2 separate regions of the Homo sapiens genome follow, and region 1 is linked to region 2. A link is an interaction called in ENCODE POLR2A ChIA-PET data of the cell type or tissue named here. Cell type or tissue: B cell. All regions are shown on one strand. Links, peaks and the distances in the headings refer to the core of each region. The heading gives the core; the rest is flanking DNA.

Region 1 (2,891 bases), core at 200-2,699, 1.6 Mb after region 2:
CTTCCTGTCCAAGACAATGGGGCAGGAAGCAGGTGCTGGGGGCCTAGAACCACTCGGCCGCCTCCTCTGAGGCTGGAAGGGGGCATAACAGCGCCCCTCCGTGGCACACGCAGCAGCACTGTGGGCCCCCACGGGGAGAGGGGCGGTAAGCCTCTTCGCTTTTACCCCAGAGGACTGTCTCCCCTCAGTCCCGGAGATGAGGCCGAGCGGATGTAGCCCCACTTGTCAGATAAGACAAAGTCCAAAAATATCAAAGAATTTGTCCAAGGTCATGCAGTGAGTCTGTAGAGCTAAGGCTGGGACCTAGGGCTCCAAATACTCTCCCATTGGCCTCTGGGTCCAGTGAGGCACTCAGGCCACAGCTTCAAGCCTTTTATTCCATTTTGGTAGGTTTGTATAAAAATACTCTCTTTAGGAAAATAAATAGCAGCTGCCCTCGCTGTGGAGGCTTGGATTCCCTGGAGCTGAAGGCTTCTCAAAGCTGAGATCCGCAGATCAGCTCATCACAGAAGCCAAGGGCGCCTCCTGAGCTGTGCGGTTCAGGAGGGGGCGGCAGAATGGCCTGGTCCAATCACCTGCTGCTGCTGGCAGTGGGGCTGGTGAGTTAGTGTTCTAGGTGGGTAAAGTGGCACCTTCTGTCAGGAGATAGGGTTGGGTGGATCACAGGAAGAGGGTGATGGAGAGTGTGGCAGTGATCTGGAAGGGGTTAGGGCTCCAGAGGACCTCTAAGGATCTACAAAGTCTCTGGGCTGCCAGGATTCCTCTGGCACAAATGGGAAATATTTTGTCTCTGATTTAGTGCAAATTGTGCTAGAGAGGCCAGCTCAAGAGAAACAGTGGGCAGCTTTGGTGGCCCCAAGCTGGCTCTACTGTGAAGCACAATATGGTCAGTCTCATTAGAGGGATGGAGAAGAAGTTGCTGGAGTTGGATGTGGGATACTGTCCAGGCCAGCTGGACCGGTGGGGGAAGGGGAGGAGACATTGGCTAGGGTGGCATCTGCAGGGAGTAGGGCTCAGGCGCCTCACAAAGCGAGGAGGGTTGGAGAGCCAAGGGGGTCAGAGGATGGGTCTCCGCTGCTGCTGCTACTCTTGCGATGAGCTGAGGCACAAGGCTCAGGAGTGCTGGGGTAGGTGAAGACCAGGCTGGGGGTGAAAGGAGTTAGGGAGGGTGTGGTCATGAGTGTGGGGGTGTGCAGTGCCTCAGGTTCAAGCACAGGCCCTGGGGAAAGGGAGATACAAGGTACAGGGCGGCAGGGGGCTGGTGGGCTGCTGGTGCCACTGGTACTGCCTGTGTCCCCCTCCTTGGCTCCTTCCGGGATTTTGCAGATGGGTCGGTGGGCTTCCAGCACCAGCTCTAGGCGCTCCTTCTGCTTCTGCAGCTCCTCAATCTCTCGCTGCAGCCCAGATTTCTCATCTTCCAGTTTGTCAGTCTCCTGTAGAAGATCAGGAGAGGAGTCAGAAAGGTGAGGGCTGAATACCCCAGAGCCGCAGACGTTTGGACTCAGGGTTCTGAGGAGCTGGGGTTGGGCGGGGGGAGAGGGGGGGCAGTGGAGAGTCCCCAGCAAGTCTGGACTACAACTCCCATAAGCCCCTGGGAGAAAATGGGCACAACTCCCATCAGGCCCAGACGTTTTAGGAGATTGCTGGCACCAGGCAGTGACTCCGGCCTGTAATCCCAGCACTTTGGGAGGCTGAGGCGGGCGGATCACTTGAGACCAGGAGTTTGAGACCAGCCTGGCTAACTTGGCGAAACCCCGTCTCTACTAAAAATACAAAAATTAGTCGGGTAGGGAGGCAGGCGCCTGTAGCCCCAGGTACTCAGCAGGCTGAGGCATAAGAATTGCTGGAGCCTGGGAGACAGATGTCACAGTGAGCCATGAGCCGAGATCTCATCACTGCACTCCAGCCTGGGTGACAGAGCGAGACTCTGTCTCAAAAAAAAAAGGAGATTGCTGGCTGAGCTTCAGCTCTGCTGTGAGTGAGACATGCTGCAGCCAGTTTCTAATCAATTTTTCCTCATCATTTTCCCAGAAGGACTGCCCCTCAGACAAGGAGCTAGGATGGTGAGGAGGGGGCTACATATACTGGGGCTCTGGGGGCTCTGGGAGACAGGGTCCCTCTGAGCTCGGTGGACCAGGGCTGGTGCTCACCGCCTGCAGGAAGTCGGTCAGTTCCTTCCTCCGGTTCCTGCACTTGGCCGCAGCCAGCTTGTTCCGCTCGCGCCTTACTCGGCGGCGCTCCTCTTCCTCCGGGCTGATCTGGGGGTGAGACCCGCAGTGAGGAGGACCCTGGGCTACTGGCTGCCTGGAACTCGCCCCTCATGGTGGCCCAGTGGTAGGACCCTGGCAGAGGTCATGGCAGGGCCCCCTCAGCCGGTGATTTAGGGATCACTGCACCCAACCAGTTCCCTGCACTGAGGCGCTGTCTGCTTTGATTGGTAAAATTTCCTCCTCGCACCTAGCTTTAGTGCACATTCCTCTCCCATAATGCCCTCCCCCTCCGCAAACCCTAACCCTCCTCATCTCCCAGGACTCAACTAAGATGCTCCTGCCTCCAGGAAGCCGTCTTATTCCCCAGCCAGAAGTGACCTTTCCTTCTCAGCACCCTCTTTGCAGGACCCTCATCCTTCTGGATCTGTGGACAACCAAGTCTCCTCTTCCATGAGCTGTAAGCACTAGGAGGGGCTAATGAGTGCTGCTGATTAAGTTGCAATTTATTGGAAAACTACTATGTGCCAGCCAAGTACTTTACGTAGATTCTTGTTTTTCACTGAGAACATGCAAAGATTTTATTTTATTTTATTTTATTTTTTTTAGACAGAGTCTCACTCTTTCCCAGGCTGGAGTGCATTGGCCCAATCTTGGCTCACTGCAACCTCCACCTACTGGGTT
Region 2 (2,891 bases), core at 250-2,749:
CTCTGGGTTGAGGCCCCTGCCTACCTCGGAGGAACCCAGCCCTCTGCCCAGCAGACAGAACAGCAGCTGCTCTGGGGAGGAAAACAGATCAGGCCCGTGCCAAGGCAAACTGCCCAAAGCGGGGTGGGGGGGGGAGCTTCCTGTCCCTGCCAGTGGGCACGGGGGGTGACAGACAAGGCCAGACAGCCAGGGTTGGGGACCTTGGGCTGGGAACCCAGCAGATGTGTCTCCCCAACATCCGGGCCCCCCATCTCACCAGAGCACCGGTGGGTGCAGCTGTCCCAGCTTATCATACCCCCCTCCCCTCCCCCAAACACCTGTCACAGCTCCCCGGGAGTGAGGAGGAAGTGAAGGCTGAGGGGTCACTGGGAAGGACCCAGGCCTGGCAAAGAGGAAACAAAGAGCCCATGCTTTGGTGAGGGAGGGGATGCCCACCACCCTGCCACACCCTCCCCAGGAAGCCCCTATCCTGTTTGTAGTCAGCTGCATTCCAGGGCTGGGCTAGGGTAGGCAGGCAGCACCGGGCAAACCCACTCCTCCACCCTGCCCCCCGGGGCCTGAGTCACCGTCTGAACAACCAGGGAGTCATGGGGGTGGAGAAGCAGAGCCCAGAAAGCGGGCTAGCCTGCACGCACGCCAAGATGGAGCTCCAGGCTAGCCCACAGAACAGCCCAGCCGCAGCCGTCCTACCAGACCAGCACCTTGTAACCACAGTCTAACCCAGCGGGCACCAGGCGGTGAGACCTCCTGCCGCTGCCAGCCCAGGATAGCCCCCTTGCCTCTTGCCCAAGGCTCAGGCTACCCCTTGAGGCGTCTGGAGGACACTAGGCTTGACCTGGGGAGTGGCATGATGGGGGGCAGGGTCCGAGGCAACGGAGAAGGCAGAAGTGACTTAGGTCAGGCAAGAAAGAGTATATATTGGGGGCGGGAGTGCAGAGGGGAGGGGAGCGCGCGGGGAAGCAAAGCGCCCTTTGACTCCAGTGACAGGCGAGCTCACAGTGGAGCTGCCAGGCGGACCGGCGCGAGACCGATTTTGGGGTGTCGGCGCGGGGTGGGAACACACCTGGCAGTCGTAGAGGCGCGTGAGCTGCTCCAGGATCCACTCCTCTAGGTTGAGGCGCTTCCGTAGCTCCTTGCGGTCATACTTGACGGTGACCTTCCCTTGGCGCCTCACTGGGCCCTCATCGTCCGCCCCGCCCGGGCCCTCTCCTGCGGCCCCGGGGGGGCTCTGAAAGTAGACGCGTGGTCCTGGGCCGCCACTGCCCGGCCCGGGGGCCGGGGCCGCCAACGCCGCGCCCCCCGCGGTGCCGCTGTCCGCCATGGCGGCCGCCGGGGCCACGTGCGAGCGTCGGGCCCCTCCCTGCGCCACCGCCTCCGGGACGCCCGCCGGCTGGCTCGGGTTAGCTCGCCGGCTCCGCTCCGCGCGGCTCCGCGGCGAGGGCGGCGGCGGGGGCGCCCGGGGGCAGCTGCAGCATGCGGAGCCCCCGGGCTTGGCCTGGCCGCGCCCCGCCCCCTCCCCGCCGATCCGCCCGCCCTTTGTCCCCCGCGGCCGCCGCCCGAGCTGCAGCCGCCGAAGCGCTTTCTCTGTCTCGCTCTTCCTCCGCCCCCCGACCACACCCCCTTAAAGGGCCAGCCCCTCTACAGGCCCCTCTCCCCTACTCCGCCCCCGGGCAGGGGTAGGGGAGGGTCTATTCGGCAGGGGGTGGCCTAGCTGTCCGTACTCCCCAAACGCAACCTTCCAGTCCCAAACCCAGGCGTTCTAAGCGCTCAGGACGACGATTTGCGCTCACGCCAGGACCCTAGTCTTCATTGGACCCTTCCTCATTCTGTCCTCATTGAGGCCATCTGAGAATAGGGGCTATCTGAGAATGCAGGGGAGTGGACATCGTGTGCAGACAGGGAGTCTGGTGAGGAGACGCTGCGGTCCCCGATGTCCAGGTCCTCCAGCCCTCGGCCAGCGAGGAGCGAACGGGCTCCTCCGCACGGACCGACACGTGGACTGGGCTCCTGGGAAAGGAAGAGTGGAGAAGGCGGGCAGGAGCTGTCCGGGTCCCTAGACTCTCCGAGTAGCAGGTCCCACGCCCCCAGCGGAAGAAGCCGGGGCTGGGGGTGAGCGGTGGCACCCGGCCGGCCCAAACGGCCAACCCCGGGCAGCCACCGCCCACCGGCAAGATGGCGCGAGGCTCGGGCTTGTGGGAAACGGAGTCCGCTCCCGGCGCCGCCCCTCCCCCGCCCTGCGGCCAGGCCGGGAAGCGCAAAGTTGTTTGGGGCGTCCTCTGCGCCTCGCGACCCGAGTGCGCACAGAGGGGGAAACTAAGGCGCAAAGAGCTGGGCAGTGCGGGGGCCGCGACTTATAATAATAAAGGCGGTAATTGCGGCTGACCCTAGGAGCGTGCGTCGGGACCGCCGCCCAGTCGGCTCCGCAGAGAGGGCGCCGTGCCGGGGCTCCTGCACCCCCGCCCTGCGGCTCCTCGGTCCTTCACATAGCCCTGGCCCACCTCCAATAAGCCGACGGCGCATCCCATTCCCTCCCTCTATTTTATTTTCTGCATCTTTAAATGGTCTCATTCATTCGTGTATTGTCTGTCTCCCACTTCTAGATTGTGAGTGCCACGGGGCTGAGGCCTGCGCCGACCTGGTCTGCTGGTGCTACCAGGCTTGAACAGTCTTCAAATCCACTGCTATTAGGCAAATTACCTGGCTCCCGCTGAACTCCAGCACCTAGAACTATGTCACACTCGTAGTAGGCCGCTGCATTGGTTGAACAAATGATTTTGAAAGAATGAATGTCTTCCTCTGTGCCTGCATTTCCTCAGAAGGCTGTAACAAAGATTAAATAGGAAAATTCGTGGAAAGTTCAATTACTACACCACAGAGGTTAATTAAGTCGC

What was found. ChIA-PET counts read pairs that join two places held together with the same protein. Peaks named below come from ENCODE experiments on the same cell type or tissue, not always from the same donor. Only the 100,000 strongest peaks of a DNase experiment are listed, where the experiment ranks them.
Region 1: POLR2A ChIA-PET joins it to region 2 with 10 read pairs; 2 of 35 experiments call an interaction of 5 or more read pairs at or near these places.

What each region holds. Positions count from the first base shown.
Region 1 is chr11:65,891,864-65,894,754 of GRCh38, forward strand. It overlaps FOSL1 (FOS like 1, AP-1 transcription factor subunit), which reads right to left. Exons shown (of 4, transcript NM_005438.5): 3 at 2,151-2,258; 4 at 186-1,433. The coding sequence ends at 1,023. Among named protein-coding and RNA genes, the nearest start is that of CCDC85B, 2.6 kb to the left of the region's middle. RefSeq lists enhancers at 221-270, 311-470, 1,755-2,259, 2,362-2,471. In B cell, for the core only: no CTCF peak of the experiment used is centred there; DNase peaks (open chromatin) are centred at 458, 908, 1,588, 2,188 and 1 weaker place; H3K4me3 peaks cover 1,559 bases; H3K27ac peaks cover 2,239 bases.
Region 2 is chr11:64,245,353-64,248,243 of GRCh38, forward strand. It overlaps PPP1R14B (protein phosphatase 1 regulatory inhibitor subunit 14B), which reads right to left and starts at 1,591. Exons shown (of 4, transcript NM_138689.3): 1 at 1,064-1,591. The coding sequence starts at 1,321. PPP1R14B-AS1 (PPP1R14B antisense RNA 1) reads left to right here and starts at 514. Exons shown (of 2, transcript NR_135087.1): 1 at 514-737; 2 at 2,601-2,862. RefSeq lists silencers at 1,265-1,444, 2,165-2,304. In B cell, for the core only: no CTCF peak of the experiment used is centred there; DNase peaks (open chromatin) are centred at 569, 769, 1,599, 2,149 and 1 weaker place; H3K4me3 peaks cover 2,118 bases; H3K27ac peaks cover 1,325 bases.